Regions from separate parts of the Homo sapiens genome. Here region 1 is linked to region 2. A link is a contact called in ENCODE Hi-C or POLR2A ChIA-PET data. All regions are on one chromosome and are shown on one strand. The core of a region is the stretch at or near the end of the contact, and the rest is flanking DNA. Distances in the headings are between cores, read along the strand shown.

What was found. A loop is a pair of places that touch in the nucleus more often than their neighbours do. ChIA-PET counts read pairs that join two places held with the same protein, here RNA polymerase II (POLR2A). Pooled maps may share reads with other maps.
Region 1: a map of PC-9 shows a loop between it and region 2 (5-fold over the local background). The contact joins the promoter of PIP5K1A here to the promoter of TUFT1 in region 2. A Hi-C loop is called at or near these places in 3 of 168 maps with a recorded cell type or tissue (PC-3, PC-9 and chondrocyte) and 4 of 50 pooled maps. POLR2A ChIA-PET finds 5 or more read pairs at or near these places in 3 of 52 experiments (AG04450, HEK293 and MCF 10A).

What each region holds. Positions count from the first base shown.
Region 1 is chr1:151,194,711-151,200,078 of GRCh38, forward strand. It overlaps PIP5K1A (phosphatidylinositol-4-phosphate 5-kinase type 1 alpha), which reads left to right and starts at 3,842. Exons shown (of 16, transcript NM_001135638.2): 1 at 3,842-4,371. The coding sequence starts at 4,287. LOC124904419 (a long non-coding RNA gene) reads right to left here and starts at 3,815. Exons shown (of 2, transcript XR_007066620.1): 1 at 3,741-3,815; 2 at 3,397-3,630. RefSeq lists enhancers at 3,940-4,139, 4,240-4,319.
Region 2 is chr1:151,538,576-151,543,593 of GRCh38, forward strand. It overlaps TUFT1 (tuftelin 1), which reads left to right and starts at 1,734. Exons shown (of 13, transcript NM_020127.3): 1 at 1,734-1,851. The coding sequence starts at 1,792. It overlaps CGN (cingulin), which reads left to right. Exons shown (of 21, transcript NM_020770.3): 21 at 1-117. RefSeq lists enhancers at 479-995, 1,511-2,026, 2,027-2,541.

The DNA of each region.
Region 1 (5,368 bases), core at 2,592-5,091, 340 kb before region 2:
GGCTTAATGGTCATCTGTGTATTCCAGGAACTCTAATAGTGCCTGGGACGTAGCTTGGGCTAAATAATGTTAATTGAGTGAATTAATTAATGAATGATTAATTGAATAAATAGCCCATCCTCTTATTGTAGAATCCTTTCCTTGCTCTTGCCAGTCCCCATCACTTCATTCTAATCTTAGAAACTTTTCTGGCCGGGCGCAGTAGCTCATACCTGTAATCCCAGCACTTAGGGAGGCCGAGGCAGGCAGATCACGAGGTCAAGAGATCGAGACCATCCTGGCTAACACAGTGAAACCCTGTCTCTACTAAAGATACAAAAAATTAGCCGGACGTGGTGGTTTGTGCCTGTAATCCCAGCTACTTGGGAGGCTGATGCAGGAGAATCGCTTGAACCCGGGAGGCGGAAGTTGCAGCGAGCCAAGATCGCGCCACTGCACTCTAGCCTGGGCGACAGAGGGAGACTCTGTCTCAAAAAAAAAACAATAATAAAATAAATAAATAAATAAAATAAAGAAACTGTTCTAAGATATGAATGACACTTTAATAAAGGTGTGGGTGTGTACTCACATGTACTGAAGTCTGTACCTGTGGCCCTACTTTGAGGTCATCAGATTGTACCCCCTTTCCCAAAGTATGTATTGGTGAACTCCCTTTTCTGTTTCCTTGGGGCACTAAGCCAACATGTCCTGCTCTGCCCCTGTTTCCACACCCTGCCACGTCACCACAGTTCTACTATGCCAGGAATGTTACCGGGGAGGAGTGGTTCCATGACTCAGAGGACACCCCAGGTACTGAGTGGGAGTGGGGGCGCCCCAGGGACTGAGTGGGAGTTGGTGAAATTAAAAATAAAAATAGTACTTGATGAAAATAAAAATTAAAAATATAAAAAATTAGCTGGGCGTGGTGGTGCATGCCTGTAGTCCCAGCTACTCGGGAGGCTGAGGCAGGAGAATCGCTTGAACCCGGGAGGTGGAGGTTGCAGTAAGCCAAGCGCCACTGCACTCCAGCCTGGGTGACAGAGCCAGACTCTGTCTCAAAAATAAAATAAAATGGAATTCACAGATTAGCTCACAGGGAGAAGATTCCTCTGTTTGACTGCGTTGGTCATTCTGGGATTTATTAGTCTGTTTCCAATTTTAAAATCAGAAACAGCTTTACATCAACACCAGCCGATTTTTTTTTTTTTTTTTTTTTTTTTTTTGAGACGGAGTCTCGCTCTGTCGCCCAGGCTGCAGTGCAGTGGCACGATCTCGGCTCAGTGCAAGCTCCGCCTCCCAGGTTCATGCCATTCTCCTGCCTCAGCCTCCCGAGTAGCTGGGGCTACTACAGGCGCCGGCCAACTCACCCGGCTAATTTTTTGTATTTTTAGTAAAGACGGGGTTTCACTGTGTTAGCCAGGATGGTCTCGATCTCCTGACCTCGTGATCCGCCCGCCTCGGCCTCCCAAAGTGCTGGGATTACAGGCGTGAGCCACCGCGTCCGGCTACACTATCCGATTTCTAAAGTAACTCAGGAAATGGTAGCAATCCTATGCCTTTTCGGAAAACAAGGATAATTTATTCAACAAATATTTATTTATTGAATACCTATGAGCCAAATCCTGTGCTCAGTGTGCCCCTCACTAGTTCCTGTCCTGTTTAGTTGAGTGGAGGGTATAGGTACAGGGAATTATAAAATACTTCAACACAACAAAATTCCACTGCTGTGGAATTACAAACAAGATTTTGTCTACTTTCGGTGCCCAAAGGAAGACGAATAATCCAGCAGGTGGCAGCAGGGAAACAATTATCTTAGATCTTCATAAGGGAGGAGTAGAAGGCTGCAGTAAATGCATGGGGATTTTTTTTTTTTTTTTTTTTTGAGTTGGAGTTTCGCTCTTGTTGCCCAGGCTGGAGTGCAAAGGCGCCATCTCGGCTCACCGAAACGTCTGCCTCCCAGGTTCAATCAATTCTCCTGCCTCAGCCTCCGGCGTAGCGAGTAGCTGGGATTACAGGAATGCTCCACTACGCCTGGGTAATTTTGTATTTTTAGTAGAGACGGCGTTTCTCCATGTTGGTCAGGCTGGTCTTGAACTCCCGACCTCAGGTGATCCGCCCGCCTCGGCCTCCCAAAGTGCTGGGCTTACAGGCGTGAGCCACTGCGCCCGGCCTTTTTTTTTTTTTTTTTGAGACTGAGTTTCGCTCTCGTTGCCCAGGCTGGAGTGCAATGGCGCGATCTTGGCTCACTGCAACCTCTGCCTCCTGGGTTCAAGCGATTCTCCTGCCTCAGCCTCCCGAGTAGCAGGGATTACAGGCACCCGCCACCACGCCCAGCTAATTTTTTGTATTTTTAGTAGAGACGCGGTTTCACTATGTTGGCCAGGCTTGTCTCGTACTCCTGAGCTCAGATGATCCACCTACCTCGGCCTCCCAAAGTGCTGGAATTTCAGGCGTGAGCCACGGCGCCCGGCCTGCATGGGGATATTCTATGGATGTTCGGGTCCTAGGTTACTTTATGAGGACCCACAAGACATCTGGAAAGAGGATAACCAGGTCATTCTGGGGGTTACAAAACCTGTTTTTTTTGTTTGTTTGTTTTGTTTTGTTTTGAGACAGTTTCGCTCTGTCGTCCAGGCTAGAGTGCAGTGGCGCGATCTCCGCTCACTGCAAGCTCCGCCTCCCAGGTTCATGCCATTCTCCTGCCCCAGGCTCCCGAGTAGCCTGGGACTACAGGCGCCCGCCACCACGCCCGGCTAATTTTTTGTATTTTTAGTAGAGACGGGGTTTCACCGTGTTAGCCAGGATGGTCTCGATCTCCTGGCCTCGTGATCCACCCGCCTCGGCCTCCCAGAGTGCTGGGATTACAGGCGTGAGCCACCGCGCCCGGCCACAAAACCTGTTTTAATGGAGTTATTTCATGGGCCATGAGTTTGAGAGGATCTATCTGACCGACTCTTACCCCGAATGTTTTACCATTCCTCTTTATTTATTCATTCCACAGATAATTATGGAGCCCCTACTATGTACGAAGTCACTGGAGGAGCTGGAGATACAAGAGTGAACCAAACACAGTCCTTGCTCCCCAGAAGTTTTACAGTCTGCTCAGAGAGACTGGTCTTCCCACCAGGGTTCATAGCCTACGGGGTACTTTGTTAAAAACGAGCAGTTACTACGAAGACTACAATGGGAGAAATTTTTCTGTGTATCTCCATGCCCTTTGGAGCACAGATAATTGACAGTTGGAGGCTAAAGGGGTTGGGTCGCGGGAAGGTTGTGATAAGTCCCTGATAGCCTCCCGTGCCCTTTTTTGACAGGTCTTCACTGATTCATGCATCAAATATTTACTGAACTCCGTCACTGTGCAGTGCCTAACTTTGTGCTTGAGGCAAACAAAACACAGATCTATTTCGAATGCCATTCCGAGGAAGGTAAGACATGCACGCACGTTTAATCAAATAGTAAACAAGAGTAGTAAAACAGGAAAAAGACTAAGAAGAGTTCTTGGTGGTATTAAATGTTTTGTGATATTCGACACCTTAACGTCTCTGACTTGACACCAGTACTCCCGCAGAGAGTTCTTTCCTGGGTTAGGAATTTCAGAGGACTTGGCGGACCGACTCTTGTCCCGAGTTCAGATCACTCGACCCAGTCCTAGCAAAGAACTGAACCTAAGAGGACCTGCCGAGCCACCGTAGGGACTGTCGGCCAACCCGCGCGCGCACATCTTCCACCCGTGGACTCGTCAGGGCGTGAGGACCCACCTCACGTGACCATTAGCAGCCTCCCGATTGGTTTTGCTCCTTTTTTCTCCCCAATGAGTGGGCTGATGCCCCGAGAAGGTCGGGCGCATGCGCAGTGCTCGGATTTTTTGCTTGGCTACCCGGAGTGAAGCGGCCGGGTTGGGCGATTAACAGGCCGTGGTTAGGAAGGACGGAGAAGGGGCGTTCGCTCCTTTGGGACTTTTCATGCCTCGTTTTTTTTTCAGATGTGGCTTGGTCTGGGCGCAAGGTCCCAGCAGCCAGCTTAAGCTTACTCTTCTGTGAAAGGGGAAAGTATCCCCTGTGGAAAGCGGTTAAACTTGTGGAGGGGGTGCGGGACGTGAGTTCTTCCCCATGCCAGGCGAATGGTGTGGCCTTGAGCTGGTCCAGGAGCCGGCTCGACGTGTCTGAGGGAGGCCCCGGAGGGGGCGGGGAGGTGGCCCACAGAACGCGGGTTCTGTAAAGAGACGTTGGGAAGATTCGATTCCGAGAAGAGGAAGAACCGGATTGAAAGAGAGCCAGGCCGCTGAGGGGGAGGGGGCTGCTAAGATGGCGTCGGCCTCCTCCGGGCCGTCGTCTTCGGTCGGTTTTTCATCCTTTGATCCCGCGGTCCCTTCCTGTACCTTGTCCTCAGGTAAGCCCGGCAGGGCGTGGGTAGGGAGCTGGTGAGGAATATGCGATGGGAGGAAGAGCGAGACCTAAGAGGGTACCTGTAGCTGGGAATGTCCTACGTGTTACCGGTAAGTGGGCGCGAGCTGGGCTTTCAAATAGGGATTTATGAGCGGGCAGGAGTTTGAGGAAAGGATAAGTTTGATTAAGAAGTTGTCGAAAACTTTGGTTGTCTTTGAGGAGGACGGATGGAGATTGAAGGTGGGGGTAGGGTGGCCCGGCGCGGTGGCTCACGCCTGTAATCTCAGCACTTTGGGAGGCCTTGGCGGGCGGATCATTTGAGGTCAGAAGTTCGAGACGAGCCTGGCCAACATAGAGAAATCTCGTCCCTACTAAAAATACAAAAATTATCCGGACAGTAGTGGCGTGCATCTGTAATCCCAGCTACTTGGGAGGCTGAGGCAGGATAATCCCTTGAGCCTGGGAGGCAGAGCTTGCGGTGAGCCGAGATTGGGCCACTGCTCTCCAGTCTGGGCGAGAGAGTGAGACCCTGTCTCAAAAAAAAAAAAAAAGAAGTTGCGGTAGGAAACAAGAGAAACGGAAGGGAGTAGAGAAACTAAGAAAGTAAATGGAGGCCTAAGAAGTAGAGAGAACTACTTAGTGTGAGAGGCAGGTGGAATCTAAGTTGATTGTGGGCTAATTGGATGAAAATGTTGAAGAGAAGCCATGGGACTTAAAAGATATCGAAAAGTTATTGGACGCTTTCGATTTCTGGAGAGGTAGGGAATCGTGAATTTTGTTGGGTGGGCGGGAGTTGTTGAAGCCATCTTTTCCCTCAGATACTCCCCCCTAATGTGTCACCCCTTCTCACTTCGCACCCCCACCCTTAGGGCCGCACAGGCACACAGACACACATACATACTTTCTCAGACTAATTCCTTTGGTGATTCCCAACTCTAAACTGCCCAACTTTGGGAAGGAATGGAAATTTTGAAGAGAGTCTAAGGAATGTAGGAAATTAA
Region 2 (5,018 bases), core at 484-2,983:
AATGTCGTGATTAAAAAAATTCCTATATTCTTCTGCAAATCAAACGTTCTTTCCCAATCCAATCCAGCCTTGGTTTTATTTTAAATTAAATATTAAAATTACACATTTATATTGAAATCCTTGGTTTGTCTTCTCATTCTTTTTCTTGGCATATTTGGAGGTCCAGATTTTATGAAGTCATATTAACTGTACAGCTTAGGAGCCGAAGCTGGAGTTTTCTTCACCTGACTTTTCAGAGGCCCTTTAGAACAGAGCAGATGGGACCTACGAAACCTGGAGATGTTTATAGCAGCCCCATTCTCTTCTCTCCTGAACAACCTTCTGGGAAGAACAAGGACAGTAAATGCCTTTTTTTTTTTTTTTTTTTTGAGACGGAGTCTCACTCTGTCACCCAGGCTGGAGTGTAATGGCATGATCTCAGCTCACTGCAACCTCTGCCTCCCGGGTTCAAGCGATTCTCCTGCCTCAGCCTCCTGAGTAGCTGGGATTACAGGCGCGTGCCTCCACACCCAGCTAATTTTTGTATTTTTAGTAGAGATGGCGTTTCACTGTGTTGGTCAGGCTGGTCTCAAACTCCTGACCTTGTGATCCGCCCACCTCGGCCTCCCAAAGTGGTGGGATTACAGGCATAAGCCACTGCGCCTGGCCAGCAGTAAATGCCTTTTTGAGGGTTAGAGTAGAACAGACCAGAACTGGGTTTTATTCCCTTGGGTCATAGTGATAACCCCAGCATTCACTTCCCAGGTAGAAAAATCCTCATTCATTCCTAACTGACATAGGACCCAGTCCCTAACTGGGAGGTAGGGACATTTCTGCTGTTCCTGCCCTAGTGTTGCCTTGAAGAGGGAGCTGGCCCTTCACTAGAGCCTATTGCCAGGTATAGGAGTACTATCCCTTCAGGAGTGGGTCAGACCTCCTCCTAAAGTATTCTGTCTGCTGTCTCTGTGGACCACAGCCAAGTGAAGAAGCCATCTGCCAAGAGCAGCTGGGCGGGGACGAAGCTCCAGGGTCCTGCTTGGCCAACCCTCTCTTCTAGGCCCTCAAGATCCCAGCCTAGGCTTGGGGAGAAAATGCAACTGGAAAAGTCAAGGCTCATCCTTTCTCACGAACACAAATTCCTTTTAAGGCAATGTGTCCCGCCTCTCCCAACTATATAAGGGCAGCGTCAGTAAAAGAGCTTCTGCAAAACAAGCCCCACCCAGAGCCTAAGCTGACTGGGCCTCCTGGGCCTCTTGCCAAGGAAGTGCACCTGCCAGACTGGCTTAGGCCAGTCTGAGTGAGCTGGACCTTGGTGCCTGCCTTTCTGCGGTGGAGGAAAGGTTTACTCAGCTCCACAAAGCCTACAGGTGGCTTACGTATAGGGAGAGGAGCATGTATGGAAGGAAGCTTTTGCAGGTTCCAACTCCTCATCCACTAGGAGCAGGCAGGGTGATTCCCTCTGACCAACACTGATCTTGGAAAGATGGAAAGCGACAAGATTAATGAAGAATGTGCAACCACATACTCCAGATAAAGCTGTTCAGTTAAAGCAGCCCCATGTCGCTCCCAAGCCCCACCTTTGTGTAAATCTATGCGAGCACCGATGGGGCATGTCCCAGACCCATTGGCTCCGCCCACCTCACCTCCTCGCCTATCGTTAGTTCTCTGCGAAACCGCGAACTGGGGGCGCGGCCTATCTTCAGCCCCGCCCCTGATGGGCCTATACAAGGGGGCGGTTCCGCGCGCGCCCGCCCAGTTGGAGCCAGACAGCGGGGTGGACAAGTGGCGTGTGTGCTGCGACCCCGAGGGAAGATGAACGGGACGCGGAACTGGTGTACCCTGGTGGACGTGCACCCAGAGGACCAGGCGGCGGTAAGAAAAAGCGCTCTCGCTGTCTTCTCCGTTTTGTATTCCCGGTTTCTAAGTCCGCCCCTTCCGTGCCCCGCGCCGTGTTGGCTGACATCACCTGGTGCCCGGCTCGCGCGGTCAGCCCTGCGCGGCGCTTCTCTCTTTTTATTCTTTTGCCTGCGACGGGCAGTGGGAGTCGCGGGGTGAAGACTCCTTTGAGGCTGGAGGGTTCGGGGCGTCCCTGCCCTTTGGTAGGACACTGCGGCTCCTGCCTGGGACTCGGCGCCGGCGAGCCCGTGCTTGGGCCGCGGGTCTCAGGCGTCTTTTGGGCAGCCACATTGGGTCATAAGAGAATGAGCTCAAGCGACTGGGTCCCTGAGCGCCTTTGGACGTTGTGTCCTGCCGAGGAGGCTTAGGCTTTCCCGTGGGTCGAGGGTCCTGGTGACCTCCGAGGCCCTCCAAAGAATTTCATCATGGTGCTTTGGATGATCAGTAACAAGAAAAATGGTAGAGTAAATTACAGGGCTTGGACTGGAGGGCGGGGGGCAAGTAGGGGACGGTAGGACTCAAACTATTCCGAGATTGGCTAGGGACTCTACCTTTCGCTAAGGGATAGGGCTTTCCGCCCGGGGGTCACCTCTTGTCTTGGATTTCTCCTTCTTCCCCCTTGTAGTTCTCTTGTTTTCCTCCCTCTATCTGCCTGCCGATAGCTTCCTGGGACGGTGTGTTAGTTTTGCTTCCGTCTCCAGCCGCCAGGCCCTGGGATAGTGGAGGAAGGGGATGCAGAACCCGGGCCGAGAAGGGGAGGGAAGTGACCCAAGCGAAGGCTTCTGGACGGGGAGAGGGTTGCGGAGAAAGGGGGCGTTCTCCAGTGCAGGCTGGTCTACCCCTCTCTCCTCTTTCTCTGGCTCCCAGTCCCAGTTCTCCCCACCCTAGCTGACCATATGGTTTTTCCTCTCCAGAGGCTGAGGAGGGTAATTTGTGGCTGAGTGTTTCTAGGCTCTTTTGGGGAACTTAACCCAGATTAGGTGTGTACTATTTCATCAATTTCCAAGCTATTGTGGGTGGGAGTGAAATGAAAACTAAGGTGATGGGGAACTTGTGTATCATCCCCCCTCCCACATCTGACTCCCTTACTCTCTGCCTGCCTCATCCTGCTCTTGAGGTAGAGCTAACCCAACTGCAGCTAGATTATGGCTCTTCTTCAAACTCATTTCAGGTTTAGAATACAGATGGTCATTTAGTTCTTTTCCCAGTCCCCTCTCCATTTCTGCCTGGGCTATGAGTGTTTTTGCCACATTAAAATACAGATGTTGCTATTGGCCAACCCCAGTTGCCCAAACCCCATTCTTCTGTAGCCTGCCACATCCCCAGCTATGAGACTCTGAAGAGATGGAAGAAATCTATCCATTATGTGTCAGCCACAAGTCCTACTCCCTGCTCTTTGTTTTTAAGCGACGAGTGTCTTGCTATGTTGCCGGAGCTGCAGTACAGTGGCTCTTCACGGGTGCAATCATAGCACACCACAGCCTTGAACTCCTGGCCTCAATCCTTCTGCCTCAGCCTCCTGAGTAGCTGGGACTTCAGATGCACACCACCTATAGCTTCTCTTCCATGCTCTTGCTCTCTCTTTTGGAATAGTTGAGGGAAAAGGGTATGAGATAAATAAAGGAGAGGGATGTTTGGGCTGCTTTTTGCTTGCTTGCTATATAGAAAAGAGATCCGGAAAGAAGTCTAAGACCAAGTTGGCACTGGCAGTGTTAATGAATCATTAACCTCTACTATTTTTTTTCTTTCTTCCTTTCTTTTCTTTTCTCTTTTCTTTTCTCTTTTTTTGAGACAGGGCCTTGCTCTGTTGCCCAGGCTGGAGTGCAATGGCATGATCTCAGCTCACTGCAACCTCCACCTCCTGGTTTCAGTAGATCCTCCTACCTCAGTCTCCCCAAGTAGCTGAGACTGTAGGCACATGCCACCACACCTGACTAAAATTTTTTTTTTTTTTTTCTGTTGGTAGAGATGGGATTTCACCATGTTGCCCAGGCTAGTCTCGAACTCCTGGGCTCAAGCAGTCTGCCCACCTTGGCCTCCCAAAGGCTTGGGATTACAGGCATGAGCCACTACATCTGGCCCCTTTTACTCTTTCTTGATGTTTTTGCTCTTTGTCTGGTGGGGCAGAAAAAATTACTAAGAGAAAATAATGGACAAGGAATTCAGATGGTCTCCATCATAGGTTAGTTTGAAGCTAACCAGAGACCTCTAGAGCAAGGGAGAGACAGAAATTCCCTTTTATTCCTTTTTTCTAGGCTGAACTTGAGACTTATTTTACTCCAGAGCTGGGAATGAAGTAATCATTGCCCAGATCTGATCTTGGAGACATTCCTGGGCCCTTAAGGGAGGGGAGGAGATGGTGAACAGTCGGGACACAGGCCTTGTCCTGGATTCCTCTTCTCTGAGCCAACTTGCAGACAGAATTTATGGCTCTGGACAACCCCCAGGAATCTGTCATATATTCACACCACTGAATGGGTGCTCAATTCATGTGCAAAGTGAGTCAATAAATAAATGAACAGATGTTTCTTCCGGAGTCAGAATGTAGACAGTTGAACTGATTAGAGATCCTACTGGGAGTGAGGGCCCTGGGACTCTGTTGGTGTTTCCCCACTAGCCAGGCAGTGTGCCTTAGCGTATCACATGTGGACATGGACATAGGGCCAATACACTCTCTGGGATGTTTTTATTGTTGGAGGCAGATGCAGCAGGTACAAGGAGCCAGTGTTTTTCAGAACTGCAGACCATAACCAGTAGTGGGTCTGAGATCAACTTAGTAGGTCAGACCAGTATTAAAAAAGAAATAGAATTAACACTCTTAGAGTGTTAGTGAGGATAGACATTTTTGGTAGAACTTTTATTTCAGTTATATATATATGTGTGTGTGTGTGTGTGTGTGTGTGTGTGTGTATTATATATGTACGTGTTTGTTTACTGGGTCTTGATGTGAAATATGTTTTTGAGATTGAAAAGTTTTGCAAGCCACTGTGGTAAGTTATATTGGCAAATAAAAGAACAAATAAACACCAAACTCCTTTTTACTAGATATTTCCATTAACTTCCTTTGGTTATAAACAACAGAGAATGACTCCAGCTAAACTAAGCAGATGAGGAAATTATTAGAAGGAAATAGAGCAGTTCAC